Linked DNA regions of Homo sapiens: all the other regions are linked to region 1. Evidence: chromatin loops called from intact Hi-C (ENCODE). Cell type or tissue: IMR-90. All regions are shown on one strand.

What was found. A loop is a pair of places that touch in the nucleus more often than their neighbours do. Peaks named below come from ENCODE experiments on the same cell type or tissue, not always from the same donor. Only the 100,000 strongest peaks of a DNase experiment are listed, where the experiment ranks them.
Region 2: it touches region 1 in a loop (6-fold over the local background); 2 of 110 quality-filtered maps call a loop at or near these places.
Region 3: a loop joins it to region 1, with 2.8 times the contacts of the local background. A loop is called at or near these places in 2 of 110 quality-filtered maps.

The regions. Positions count from the first base shown.
Region 1 is chr11:58,393,284-58,395,783 of GRCh38, forward strand. No RefSeq gene overlaps it. Among named protein-coding and RNA genes, the nearest start is that of OR5B3, 12 kb to the right of the region's middle. In IMR-90, no CTCF peak of the experiment used is centred here; a DNase peak (open chromatin) is centred at 1,118; H3K27ac peaks cover 1,640 bases.
Region 2 is chr11:58,493,502-58,496,001 of GRCh38, forward strand. It overlaps LOC105369313 (a long non-coding RNA gene), which reads right to left. Exons shown (of 5, transcript XR_007062673.1): 5 at 435-2,500. Among named protein-coding and RNA genes, the nearest start is that of OR5B21, 13 kb to the right of the region's middle. In IMR-90, no CTCF peak of the experiment used is centred here; no DNase peak of the experiment used is centred here; H3K27ac peaks cover 685 bases.
Region 3 is chr11:58,315,292-58,317,791 of GRCh38, forward strand. It overlaps the pseudogene OR5BC1P. Among named protein-coding and RNA genes, the nearest start is that of OR5B17, 43 kb to the right of the region's middle. In IMR-90, no CTCF peak of the experiment used is centred here; a DNase peak (open chromatin) is centred at 1,050; H3K27ac peaks cover 1,859 bases.

The sequences.
Region 1 (2,500 bases):
GTGTACACAAAAGAATTATTTATCTTCTATTCAGCTCGGTTTCCTTATTTGTGGAATAAAAATAATAAAATTAAAAATTCCACATACTTTACAGAATTGTGTCTGCCAAATAGCAAATAAAGGTGAGTTTGGAAAGTACTTTAGTAAGGTGTTTTCCTTTCAACATTAAGCAACATAATATTTTTCTTGGGGTGTTTTTCCTGCCTGTGGTTGCAGACCCACTGTAAATGCTCAGTTTGGAGAGAGGCTGCTGTGTAATAAAAGAATTAGCTTAGCGTCATTTCAATAAATGTTGACTGGAGGCTCTGCTCAGAGTTTTGTCTCTTTAAAATAATGTCATGTGGGTTCACAATGGAATTTCAGAGCCTAATGAAGGGGAATCAAGAGAAAATTATATGCGCATGGAGCTCTCTGGGGAATAGGGTTCCTATGAGGGCAATCGCTTCTCCTCATCCTCCTTATCAAGGAACAAGCAATTAAACTGCATGCAGGGACATAGTGAAGTATGTTGTTTAGCACATATGTATATTTGGAGTGTCTACTGTCATTTCTTTTTCCCCCTCATTTTTATTAAGGTCTCATTTATAAAAAATCAAGAGTGGCTTGTTTAATTATTTGTTATGATTATTGATATTTGAAATCTATTTCTGAAATTTTATTTTATATTCTGCCTACCATGTTTTTATTTTGTTTTTCACCTTTCCAATTTTTAGGTGTTACAACTAAATATCGGGCTACTAGAAATTTTAGGAGATTGATAAATAATATCTTTTTTCCTTCCTTTTTATGATGAATAGAAAAATATAACATAGTTGTATAAGGCAGAAGATTAAAATCTGCCTTAATCCTGGTAAGCCATTTCAAAATTTTTTCAGATCTTTAAGCAGAGGGCTTCTTTTATTCTTGGAATTACTTTCCTGCAGCAAACACTGTTAGTACTTTACCCACTCTCCCCTGGTATTCATTGCCCCTGTGATGGCCAAAGCATATTATTAAAAATTATTAATAGTCTGTAATTCTTGAGCTGAGGGCTTATTTTGCAGTACAAATATGATCAGCTCACATGTGAGTCATTTCATTCCTCTGGCAGCTGTCATCAGTAAATGTCAGAGGAAGTAGAGCCAAAAATTCTCCAGATTCCTTACTTTCCAGATGTTATCTGAGGATTCTTTGTACATAGTTCTTAGTACAATGGAACTTCAGATGTCCACAGATGTTACCTATGCACAAGGGAAACCCTGTATTGACTTTTCCTTCTTCTCTCTTTCCTGCTACCTTACCAGTGCTTTCTGCTATTAACCCCCAAATAAACTACTTGGATTTAAACCACTGACTCTGGGTCAGCTTTTAGGGAATCTTATTTAATATGTATCCCGATTGTACATCTCCCCTTTGTGCTTTTGTACCGGCAGGCCCTATCTCATTATCCCTATCAAAACGCAGGACAGAAGAACAGACAGCAATCTTGCTGCAGATAAGCAGGACCAAAAACAGAAAAGCAGAGTTCTAAAACATGTTCTATTTTTTCTTCTAAATTCCCCAATGTAATATATAGCATCTCTTTCCTCTTATTGAAACATTTTCACTGTAATTCTGCACCTGTGAATTGTAAACTTTATTTTTTTGTAAATTTGATAATGTCTTGATTTGCCTTCTTATTCAAATGGTAGTTCATCTGGGTATAGAAATCCGAATTGATATTTATTTTCCTTGAGACTTGAAGAAATCAGTCTACTGTCTGCTGACTTCTACTCTTTTTTCATATAAGAAGACTAATTTCAGGCTAATTATTATTTGTATGTTTGTCTCTCTGACATCTAAAGTTTCTGCTTCTTGTATTTGCACTTTCACAAAAATGTGAATAAATTAATGTATTCATTTATTCTACATGCATTTTTTTCTACCACATGTCAATGCAAATATGCATAAAACCAGAGCAAAAACAGGCTCCCAGGAGGAGTGCTCAGGTGCCCCCCAGTGATGGAGGATAGAGCAGAGTGATCCACAGGGCCTCAGACCAACAGCTCCAGAGCTCAGAGGGGTGAAGCTGGGCTGTATGGCCCTTTTCTCGGGGCCTTGGTCGTGCATGTGGTGCTGGCTGTGGTACGCAGGGACAGGGTGATCCTCAGGCCCCCAGTGGAATGCTTGGGTGTGTGTGGCAATGGTTGCTCAGTGGTCTTGCTGGGTTCTTTTCAGTTCAGTTGGGCAGCATGTGCTTTAGCCCCAGGTGGCGACCGTGGGTCACTATGCACAGAGGCCCTGCTATTGAGGTGACCAGGGTGCAGGATCACTGCCAATGGCTTGTGATTTGGCCCTGGTGGCAGCAGCCAGCAGTGGGACAGTGGTTTTTAATAATGAAAGAAGGAAAACCCAAAGGCTACATATCGTCATTCCATTCATACAACATAGAAATGTAAAAACATCAGTGATTTCCAAGGGTTGGGGGAGTTGGAAGTGGTTGTCTATAAAAAGCATGCAAAGGGAAATTTTAGGATGAATC
Region 2 (2,500 bases), 100 kb after region 1:
TGAGCTGAGATCGCGCCACTGCACTCCAGCCTGGGCGACAAGGCAAGACTCCGTCTCAAAAAAAAAAAAAAGAAAGAAAAAAAAAGGAAATAAAGACTTTTGCTTCTGACTTTAAAATACAGAATGTTTTTGTTTCAGTGGTTTCTCTCTCTCCTTTTTACTTGTGCTGTGTAGGTGGGACAGAGGACAGACCAGAGGCAACTTAAACCTGTTCGGAATGACTTCAGCAGGTCCTGGGATATGAAGGTCCCTCCTAAATCAGAAGAGAGTATCTTAAGTTACATATCTGTTATAAAGAACATCTCCCCGTGTCCCCAAAATATAAAGACACACTAAAAATACATATGACCCAAGGAGAGAACCCACACAAGTGTGGGTGTGATTCACAAAGTTATAAATATCACTTGCATAAAGGATGACTCAGAGAAAAATAATTTAGAAAGAGACCAAGAACATTATTTTATTAATATAATTTCTTCTGAGAGAAAAATGAGGCTGAAATATATGACACTGCTTTCCTGTTTCTCCCCAATAATGAACCCCTAAATGGGGTTGATAGGAAGAGTCTGCTATAGATCACTCCTGTTCTCAGTTACCTCTTCCATGAAATGAAAATGCTAAGAATAATATCCACCTAATAATAATATGAAAAACATTAGGTAATATTTACTGAGCTTTACTATGAGTTAGAAATCAGCCTGCAGCAATTATGTCATGAAACCTCTACAAGCCTGATGAAAAAGATACTACTGTCTTATGATTGCTACTTTAGAGATGGGAATTACAAGACTTAGAGGTATTTTAGTAATTTCTTCCAGGTTGCATCACCAGTAAATGGCAAAAACAATATTCAAAACCAAGAAGTCTGATTTCAGAAGCCACAGCCTAAATACCAGGATAAATATCTCTTGATTAAATAAGATAAAGCATGTAATAGTAAGCACTCCATATATGAAAGTGACTACTATATTTCATCTAAGTCCTGCTTCTATGCATTCTACACTATTATCCCATGCTAGTCCACACGTGGAATTTCTTTCTTGTGTTAGTATTTATTTCAGTCTGCAGGTTCTTTCCATCTCTGCTGATAGGAAGGATCAAAATTCACTTAGAGAAGATTTTTCAATTCCTAAGAAGACTTAGCATCTCTTCAGCATGCTCTGTGAATTTCAAGGCTCTTGATTGAAGCTTCTTATCCTCTATGCATCCATGTGCTCATTAAATTCTGAAACAAGGCTCATGAACCAAAAGAAAAACGGTTAAGAACCACAGCTCTGGCTCTGATGACTGAAGCATGACTTCTGTCTCTATTTATGAGGAGTTGGGGTTTGGCACTTTTCTTCCTACTTTGAGCTTTCTGTGTTCAATGCCTAATACCACTTAGATTTTCCTTCTGTCAAAGCCCTACGGAATATTGGTACCATCACATGAGTTTTAAAAAAATTCTATGTTGTTGAAAAGTCTAAAAGTTCAGAAATAATACTTAAAACATCCCCATCTGAGATTTAAGTGTTCAGTAGGCTATTAAAGATGCTGAGAAGTACTGTAGTAATGTAACAGCAAGCTGTTTAACTTACCTGCTTATGGAAAGCTTTTTCATATGTAACCCTGTTAACTCCCCATAGCATTTTGCTTGGGGAAAAAAAAAAGTAGCATTAGACAGAAGTGTGTAATCCATGAAATTCCTGGATTGTGTCCCACTGAATACAATGCATCTCAGAATTACACTCTTTGTCCATTTCATGCCAGTTTTCAGGACAGCACATATACAATTTTCCCATTTTCATAATTCTCTCTCATTAGCTTGAGTGTTCCATGAGGATACATTTTTGTCATGTTTACCTTTAAAATACCATCACACTGTCTAGAATTTATTAGTTATAAATAAACACTTCTTGAATAAATGAATTACTCAGAACCTTTTGTTTGTTTCATTGGTGGTGAATAGAGTAAACAACCGTTCCAATTTGCCCAGAATTAAGAAATTTTCTGAGATTTGGGGCTTTCAGTGAGAAAACAGATTGTTCCAGGCAAACTAGGACAAATTGGTCATGCTATGCGGTGGTGATTTTTTATTTTGTTGATTTTTGCTTTTAATTATCATATTTGTCCACTCTGTGTGTGTGTCCAGATTTTAGCTAAACACTAGCCATGAATTAGTGTGTTTACTTCTCAAAACAGCCTCAGGAAATATGTATGATTTCGTCTCCATTTCACAGATGAAGAAATCAAGGCAAAATTTTCATGCCTTGGCCACAGATACCCAGCCTTACCCTGCTGTCTGGTTCTAGAGTCTGTGCCCTCCAAAATGAATTCTGCAGGTACAGCAAAGAGCATAAGGTCACGAAATTCATCTTTGAAAATAAGAGCTCAGTAATTCACATAGAAAATAATGTGGACAAGCACAATCCATTCCCTGCTGGGTGAGATAGAATGTGAGAGAAAGAAGTCTGGAAAGCCATAATCTTAACATTAATCCAAGATGCGAGTGAATTTGAAT
Region 3 (2,500 bases), 78 kb before region 1:
ACTCCTAGAACATCAGAAAGGACTAAAGAGGTAAAGAGGCTATATGGTATGTGCATGCGTTTCAGGGACAGATGTCCCAAGAATATAATGAATCTCATTATTTGAATTTTTTTTATTTTTTATTATTTATTTATTTATTTATTTTTTTTTTGGTGAGACAGAGTCTCGCTCTGTCACCAGGCTGGAGTGCAGTGGTGCGACCTCGGCTCACTGCAACCTCCGCCTCCCAGGTTCAAGCGATTCTCCTGCCTCAGCCTCCCTAGTAGCTGAGACTACAGGTGCGCATCACCATGCCCAGCTAATTTTTGTATTTTTAGTAGATACGCGGTTTCATCATGTTGGCCAGGATGATCTCAATCTTCTGACCTCGTGATCTGCCCACCTCAGCCTCCCAAAGTGCTGGGATTACAGGCGTGAGCCACCGCACCCGGCCTGAAGTTTTTTAAATTGTCATTTGCATTTTAGTGCCTCTATTGAGAAGGACATGAAAGTCTTCCATATTTAACACATTTCCTGGACAACTTAAGCAGAGAAGAATGAGAGGAATCTGCAGCAGAGGTCACAATGTTAAACATTGCTTTACTGATCAGATTAAACAAAGGCAGAAAGGGAAATCTGTCCTCGTTATGGTTTATCTGTAAGGTCCTTGGCTTCAGAAAAATGTCTCTAGGTGGAGGTTGAATATGAGCACAGGTTAAGAATCCAAAGAAATAGAGAAAAAAGTGAGGCAGTTCTGTAATGGGAGAGGAACAGAGAGGTGGGATGGTCCGGTTCTCTATTGCTTTTGCTAAAAGTATAATAAAAATATGTTGCATTTATTTCTTTACAATAAAGTGACTAAAATGTACTATCTCATTAAATATCAACCCAATCCTATGAAGTAGGTACTATTGCTATGCACATTTTACTGACACGGTAACTGAAGCACAGAAAGATTCCTAAAATTTGAACATATTTGTGATCTGAGAGGTGTCCTCTCTCTGGCTACATAGAATGAGTAGCTCTTGAATCCTGTGATTAGCTATTAGGGATCCAGTTTGCTGCTGACTCATTCTTTTCCATCTCAGTTCCACTTCCTCTCACTCACATACTCATTCATTTACTCACCCATATTATCATCCACTCATATATTCCCTCATTCATTTATGTAATTATTTAATAATTTCGATTTATTTTATTTTTTCATTGAGTGGGCATTTAATGACTTTGATAGTATAAAAAACCAAGCTTGGTGAAGAATGAGAGGGCTGATATATGAGTTGATGCCAGTCCTCAAGAGTGCACAACTCCCTCTAGTTACCAGTTCTAGAGATCATTTTTTAACTTACAGATGACTCCATCTTGGCTGTGAGTTTGACTGTGCCTGATTGAACCCCTCTTGGTGACTAATGATATTATTTCATTTCCCTGTATCCCACCTGAAAAGATGTCCCCTCACCGTTGATCTTGACTTCAGTGTCTTGTTAGATGTCAAAGTCACAGTTAATAGTTTGGGGAAAAACTTGAGTTCATTTTTCTCTTCTCAATGCTTCCATTCACAGAAATAATCCACACACAAATTTCGAGCTTTAGAAATTCATTTTTTATTTTTATTAGAAATTTACAGAAGCATATATGACAGGAAATGTTGCTGTCCAAGTGTTAGACATCATTAAACTTCTGTCTAGAATTCAGATAAGAAAGAGATACAGATATGTTTTTGGATTGATTCTTGCCCTCTGAACTCTGTTTTTGATCTTTGAAATTCAGGAACGAAATACATTTAGATTATACAGTATTCCTAATTATCCAAATTCACCACTGGAAGCCTCACAGTTTTTAAGCTCAGGATCCAGATAGATGTGGATAGTGAAAGATACTGCAATGGATTTCTGGATTCACCACAGATGTACTAAAAGAGATTATTTTGGATTAGATCCTAGGATTCTGCCTTTTGAGAATCTCTCAGGGTGATTCACAGCTGCACTAATTTCTAAGAACGATGGCTCCTTGCTGTGTACAAGAACCATGGATTTGTTTTGAATTCTAGGAATTGAGAATATGATTCCGGTATTATACACCTGTGAGGCTTACCTGCAAAGCACTTTACACTAATAGTATGATGTAGTGTGAAATTCTATACTATCTAGGATTATAATTTTGATAGTAAAATAGAAGTGGCATTTTATTTCTGGTAAAAGACATCCAAAATTTTCTCTAACCTAATCATATTCCCAAAATATGAATAGAACAGATCTCATGTGTGAAGGAAGTGCTCAGAGAAATTAAAGACAAGAAATAATTAAAATAAAACAAATTATTAGACACTGGAGATCCAGTGAAATTTCAACATGTTTGCAACCAATTTATAAATAGTAGGCTAAGCCCAATGAAGACTTTGCTTTTCCAATAACCACCTTGAATGCACTCTGGACTTCTTTGTTCCTCAGGCTATAGACTAGAGGGTTAAGCATGGGGATGACCATGGTGTAGAACACAGATGAGATTTTGTCTGTGTCCA